Regions from separate parts of the Mus musculus genome. Here region 1 is linked to region 2. Evidence: chromatin contacts called from ENCODE Hi-C data. All regions are on one chromosome and are shown on one strand. Each heading gives the region's core, a stretch centred on a gene start or an enhancer-like site at or near the end of the contact. The rest is flanking DNA. Distances are from core to core; before and after follow the strand shown.

Region 1 (2,700 bases), core at 148-2,647, 3.7 Mb before region 2:
CTGAGAGGAAGGCCCAGCCCCTGAGCTTGATAAGGGACAGGAGATAAGATTGCCTCCCTTGGGCACTAGGGATCCAACCTGCCCATCCCATTTCCAGGTAACACCTCTCTGGGTGTGACATGCACCAAGTAGGCAGAGGACATCAGGGACTGCGGCACACTGGGGACTTGTCTGAGCTACCTATAGACTCTACTGGGTATCTGCCTGACCCTAGGTCAATTACAATCTCTGATCTGAGCTTCAGTTTCACACCTGTAAACTGATATAGAACAGCGAAGCTGAAGGTTCCTTCATCATGGAAACCCAGCAGAAAGTGGAAAGCTGTCACTGTGTCCCTCCCTGGAGTTCCAAAAAGAAAAATCTTGTTGGTGTTTGCCCACCAGCACCCTGGACAGAGTAGGGCACTACAGGTATCTAATGATTATGTCACTCTATGTCGTTTGTCTGGCTCTAGTCATCTAGGACCCATAGAGCCAAATAACATCTGGAGTGAAACCAAGGAAGAGCAACTCCGCACCATATCCATGTGCGCGCACACACTAAGTCGACCAGACTGGCTTTTAGCCCTACAGTCCTTATAGCCCGTTATGCTCGTCTCTCATTTATTTCCCCGGTGCATCTGCCCTAGTAGGTCAAAGGCTTGCTAAATGCCAAAAACGTTACCCATGCACCCGTTTTTAGTGCCCAGAAGCTCCAGGTGAGTGGTGGTTCTGCATGTAATGTGTGTGTCCAGAAGTTTCCCCCTGTCGGTTGGGTTGTCTATACAAAGGCTCGGCTCATTCATTCTCTAATCTTTACCGATTACCAACTTTGTGCCGTTCAGGGCATCTGGGCCTGGGGCACGTGGGGCACCTTCCTGCCTCTCACGTAGAAGAGGCCTCACACGCATTCCTCTGGGGCTCATGTTCCACCTTTTCCCTTCCTTCCCTTTCTTCTTCATCACCCCCAAACCCGACTTGAGGCCCATGGCGCGACCCCCGCCCCTCCTGGGCCCCGGGTTCCGGGGGCAGAAGCGGAGGGCCGGAAGGGCTCATGTCTGCGCTTAAGAGTCCGGGTGCAGACTCCAGGGCACGAGGATAACTGGGGCCCGGACGCCTCATGGAGCTCGGAGGTCGCGCGCCCGCGATCCCCGCGCCCAGGCCTGGCCGCCCGCCTGCCTGGCCTCACCTTCCCGGGCCTTGAGTAGCACCGTGTTCGCTACGATGTTCTCGAGCTCCATGGGCTGCAGCGCCGCCCGGCCCGCCAGGCCGCGCCGCCGGCCGGGACCGCCCACGAGAGCCGGAGCCGATGGCGATCGGCGCGGCTCGGCTCGGCTCGGCTCGGCTCGGCTCGACTGACCGCGCCGCGGCCTCCGGGCCCCACCGGCCTCCGGGCCGCCGCCGCCCGCCGCGTACTCTGCGCCCCTCCCGGTCCACCGGCGCCCGCCCCGCCCCGCCCTCTGTTTACTTGGCTCAGTCAATGGGCGAGCGGACGCTCCCCGCGCCGGACTACTATTGGTCAGCCTCTTTCTCTTGCCCCGCCCACGGAGCCGGGAACTCGCTCCCTGCGGAGAGGGGGAGGGCCCCGTTGCGTCGCCGATTTCTGGTTGGACTGCGGACGGGATTCGGCCCCTAGGTTCGAATTTCTAGGCCTTCGTAGGATGCCGAGCTGCCAATTAGGGCCGAGCCTCTGCCGAGAAATCGGAGGTGGGGCCTCTCGGGAACCACGCCCAGAAGACCCAACATCTGATTGGATTAAAGACGTGTCGACCATCCAGCTTTGCGATCTGATTGGGTGAAAGGATGGGGGCGTGGCTGTGTGTCTGGTGCGCCGACGGGATTTCTAGGGTTTTGTTGGGGACACGCTGTGTCTCCTGCCGGCTATCAGGTAGCTTGGTTAGAATGGGTGTCCTGCCGTCGTCCCTTAGGTCAGCTGCTTCAGAAGGGCGCGCTTCCAAAGCTAGCAGAGGACCGAAGGAAGCTATTGCCTTCCCAGCAGCGCTTGCCTCCAATTCAGCCGCACCCCGCACCCCCGTACCCCGCCCCCGCAGCCGGATGTTGTGATTTCTCCCCTCCCACCCGTCCGGCGCCTTCGGCCTCTGCTGCCTTATAAGGCAGCGCAACCACCCCAAGTCGTTGAGGATGAGTTCACACCCATTGTACAGGTGGGGACCTGAGGCGCTGGATGTTGAGTGGCTGGCTGCACGCGGAGACCGGGAGTGGGGGGACAGGTCCGAATTTTGCATCTCATCAACACAGTGTAGTTCAATCCCCCACTTCCTCATCACCACCCCTTTTCGCACAGCAGGAAACGGAGGCTTGCCCAAACTCGGGAATTAAGGAACAACCGGATTCAACTACATGTTTTTGATCCATATTCATTCATTTTTGAAAAAAAATATATATATACTGCCACTGCTTTTTTTTCCCAGGCACCCAGCCAGGTGCCGGATATAGTGGTAACAGCAAGAAAACCAAACTCTCAGTGCTTACGTGCTAGGCGGGAAGAAAGGTGGTAGCTGTCCTGTAAGTGAGCACATTAATGGGTGGTTTTAGAATGAATGCTACTAAAACAAAGAACTAGAGAGGACGCTTTGTGGTGCCTCGCATGCCCCCCCCCCCCCCGCCCCATGTCATTAAAGGACCAGAGTGGTCACAGGCTATGACTTTTGAGCAAATCAAGAAGCGGCACCACGCCTAAAGTTAAGTTTGGCGAGGACTA
Region 2 (2,700 bases), core at 81-2,580:
TGAGGTCAGCTTTTCTCTCCGCTGATGGGGTCTCTGCAGAGTCCTCGTGGGATCCAGTGTGAACAGGAAGCTAGAGGCACTGAGTCACGTCTCCTTTATTTTTATGGTGTTTTTATTGTTTTAGAAAAGGGAGAAAGAAAGCTAAGAGCTTCCTCCTTGATCTGGGTCCTTGCCATTAACAGCTTGCTTTTCTGACACTTTCCCCACTTTGCTACCATTTTCAGACATGTGTCTGCTCCTGATTGATGCACGCACGCGCACACACATGTCCCCAGGTTCCTGCTCATGCTGTAGTGGTTTCTGCAGCTCCTTCTTTCTGCTCACTACTCTCCTATAGATGCGTAGGTTCTGTGTCATGCCGGGCAGCAGCACCCCAGCCTTCAGAGGGCGTGTTGCACGCACCCCACATCTGCTGGCTCTTGGTGGGTGTCTGTCCAATCTGCTGTTTCCCTGACTGCTTTTCTTGGGTGCATTTTGCTCCTCAGGCATTGCTGAGCGAGGTTTGCTGTCCCCATGATATGGGGTGTCTCCTGGGAATGGTAGAGCCTCCTAAAGTGGCTTCTGTGGTAGGGTGGGTATTCCTGTGCCTGCTTGTTTGTGAGCACGAGTATACATGCTTGGGCATCGGTCAGTGTGTATGCATGTGGATACCTGCCTCCATGTGTGTACACGTGTGTGCATGCTTGTAGACCAGTGTGTGCATGTACATGCAAATGTGCATGCCTGTGAGCACCTGTTTGCACATGTGCACATATGTATATGCATGCACATGTATGGAAAGCTGCACTCTGGACTCTGGACTCTTCCCTACATTTAGCAGACTCTGTTCATTAGGAGGCTCGCTAAACTCATTTTCTAGAAGTCTGTTCTTGGCTCAGAGCTAAAAATCCACCCTTGCTGTTCTCTGGCAATGCTAGCCTATCTGGAGTGATAGAGGATGCAGGGGCATTCAGCATGATGTCACAGATTGTGTCATCTGTGTTTCTCCAGGAGTCAGCTGTTCGGCTGTCTCGTCCCCAGTCACACTGGCTGTCACAGCCAGATGCTGTGGATGTTCCCAGATAATTTCCAGCCATTTCCTCTCCCAGGGGACTGTCCTCTCTGCTCATGGGGACTTCCCTACATAGTCACGTTCTGCTCCAAAGGGATCCAGAGTCATGGTGGCCTGGGCAGGCTTTAAGGTACAGGTAGATGGCCTGCCTAGGTCATGTAGGGCCAAGAGGACAAGAACAGGGAGTTGGCCTGCTCGGGAAGCCTGTCCCAGGCGCAGGCAGAGCTCCATGTTCATACCCATAAGTCACCAGGCCAGCAAGGCATGGATGAAGGTTGCTGGCTGGCTACTTGGTGGGGTCACCCACTGGGGCTCTTGTAGGCTGAGCCTCACACTTTGCCTGACCGTTCACTTCACTGGGACAGCACCCAGTGTTACATTTAGGGGACAATAACTGCCTCCGGTAATGAGTGACTCCTTTGCTGCTGCTTTAAGGGAATCCTTTTGTCCTTCTCCAGACTGGGCTTCGTTTTCCTGACCAGCGGCGCCAGGGCTACACACACCGGGGGCATTGAGCAGAGAGCCACTGACTGAGCTCGGCTATTCTGTTTCCTTTTGCTGAGGGCAAATGTTGATGTAAGTTGCAGTCTTTCCTCCTGTTGTGAGCTGCTGAAGTTATCCTCTTGCTCCCTGGCGTGCTCTTATCTGACCTTTATACTGGATGGTTCATCCAACCATAAATAATCCCTTTGAAACACAGAGGGCCTGGTGTGCTGGCATCTGCAGAAGCTCGGAGAGGAGCTGCCAGGAGAGCAGGCTGAGCACAGGGAGGTGCAGGGAGGGTGCCAGGACTGACGGAGGAGGGGTTCTTCCGCCTCCTTTTCCATTGGGCCTGAGCTGGGGGAAGAGTAATTAGATAATAATGAATGAGCCAGTGAGTGGGAGGAGCTGGTCTTGGGGACTGGCAGGGAGGACTCAGTGTTATCAGAGTAGAGAGGGTTGGGGCTCTTCACCAGGGCTGTGAACAGGTGGCTCTCAGCATCAGGCTTTTGCTCATAGACTACAGTCAGTCTGTGTTCTGCATCCTTTCCGAGTCAGGTTCACAGACAATGCCACAGAACTCTGGGGTCTAGAAGGCCTGTCCTAACCCATAGGCGCCTTAGGGTGCAGGCCTCAGGGTTTTCTGTGTGATGGTTTGTAAATGCTCGGCCCAGGGAGTGGCTCTATTAGAAGGTGTGGCCTTGTTGAAGTAAGTGTGTCACTGTGGGTGTGGGCTTTAAGACCCTCATCCTAGCTGCCTGGAAGCCAGTATTGTGCTAGCAGCCTTCAGATGAAGATGTAGAACTCTCAGCATCTCCTGCATCGTGCCTGCCTGGTTGCTGCTATGCTCCCGCCTTGATGATAATGAACTGAACCTCTGAACCTGTAAGTCAGCCCCAATTAAATGCTGTCCTTTTAAGAATTGCCTTGGTTATGGTGTCTGTTCACAGCAGTAAACCCTAGACACCCTGTTTCCTGGTCTCTGGGGCTTCCTGTCAAACCTTAACTTAGCTGTTTCTTAGGAAGCCAGGTCTTTCTGGGTAGCTTGGGGTTAGCTGAGGTTTGTGGCTAAACTGTCTTCTGCCTGAAGGTTCTGAGAAGCTAGCAAGATCACTGGGGATCTTGACTCAATAGGTTTCCTCAGTGACAGTGGGGGTGTTAGTGTGACA

Evidence for each region. Hi-C counts contacts between places; a loop is a spot of excess contacts on that map.
Region 1: a map of regulatory T cell shows a loop between it and region 2 (7-fold over the local background). The contact joins the promoter of Grk6 here to the enhancer-like site in region 2. A Hi-C loop is called at or near these places in 2 of 37 maps with a recorded cell type or tissue (T-helper 17 cell and regulatory T cell).

Annotation. Positions count from the first base shown.
Region 1 is chr13:55,444,028-55,446,727 of GRCm38, reverse strand. Grk6 (G protein-coupled receptor kinase 6) reads right to left here and starts at 1,397. Exons shown (of 16, transcript NM_001112711.2): 1 at 1,168-1,397. The coding sequence starts at 1,219.
Region 2 is chr13:51,776,408-51,779,107 of GRCm38, reverse strand. The region is part of intron 1 of Sema4d (sema domain, immunoglobulin domain (Ig), transmembrane domain (TM) and short cytoplasmic domain, (semaphorin) 4D); the gene reads left to right. Among named protein-coding and RNA genes, the nearest start is that of Sema4d, 16 kb to the left of the region's middle. Within about 2 kb of position 1,330, at least 3 of the 3 ENCODE cell types and tissues checked have a DNase peak (open chromatin) inside an H3K27ac peak, as active enhancers do.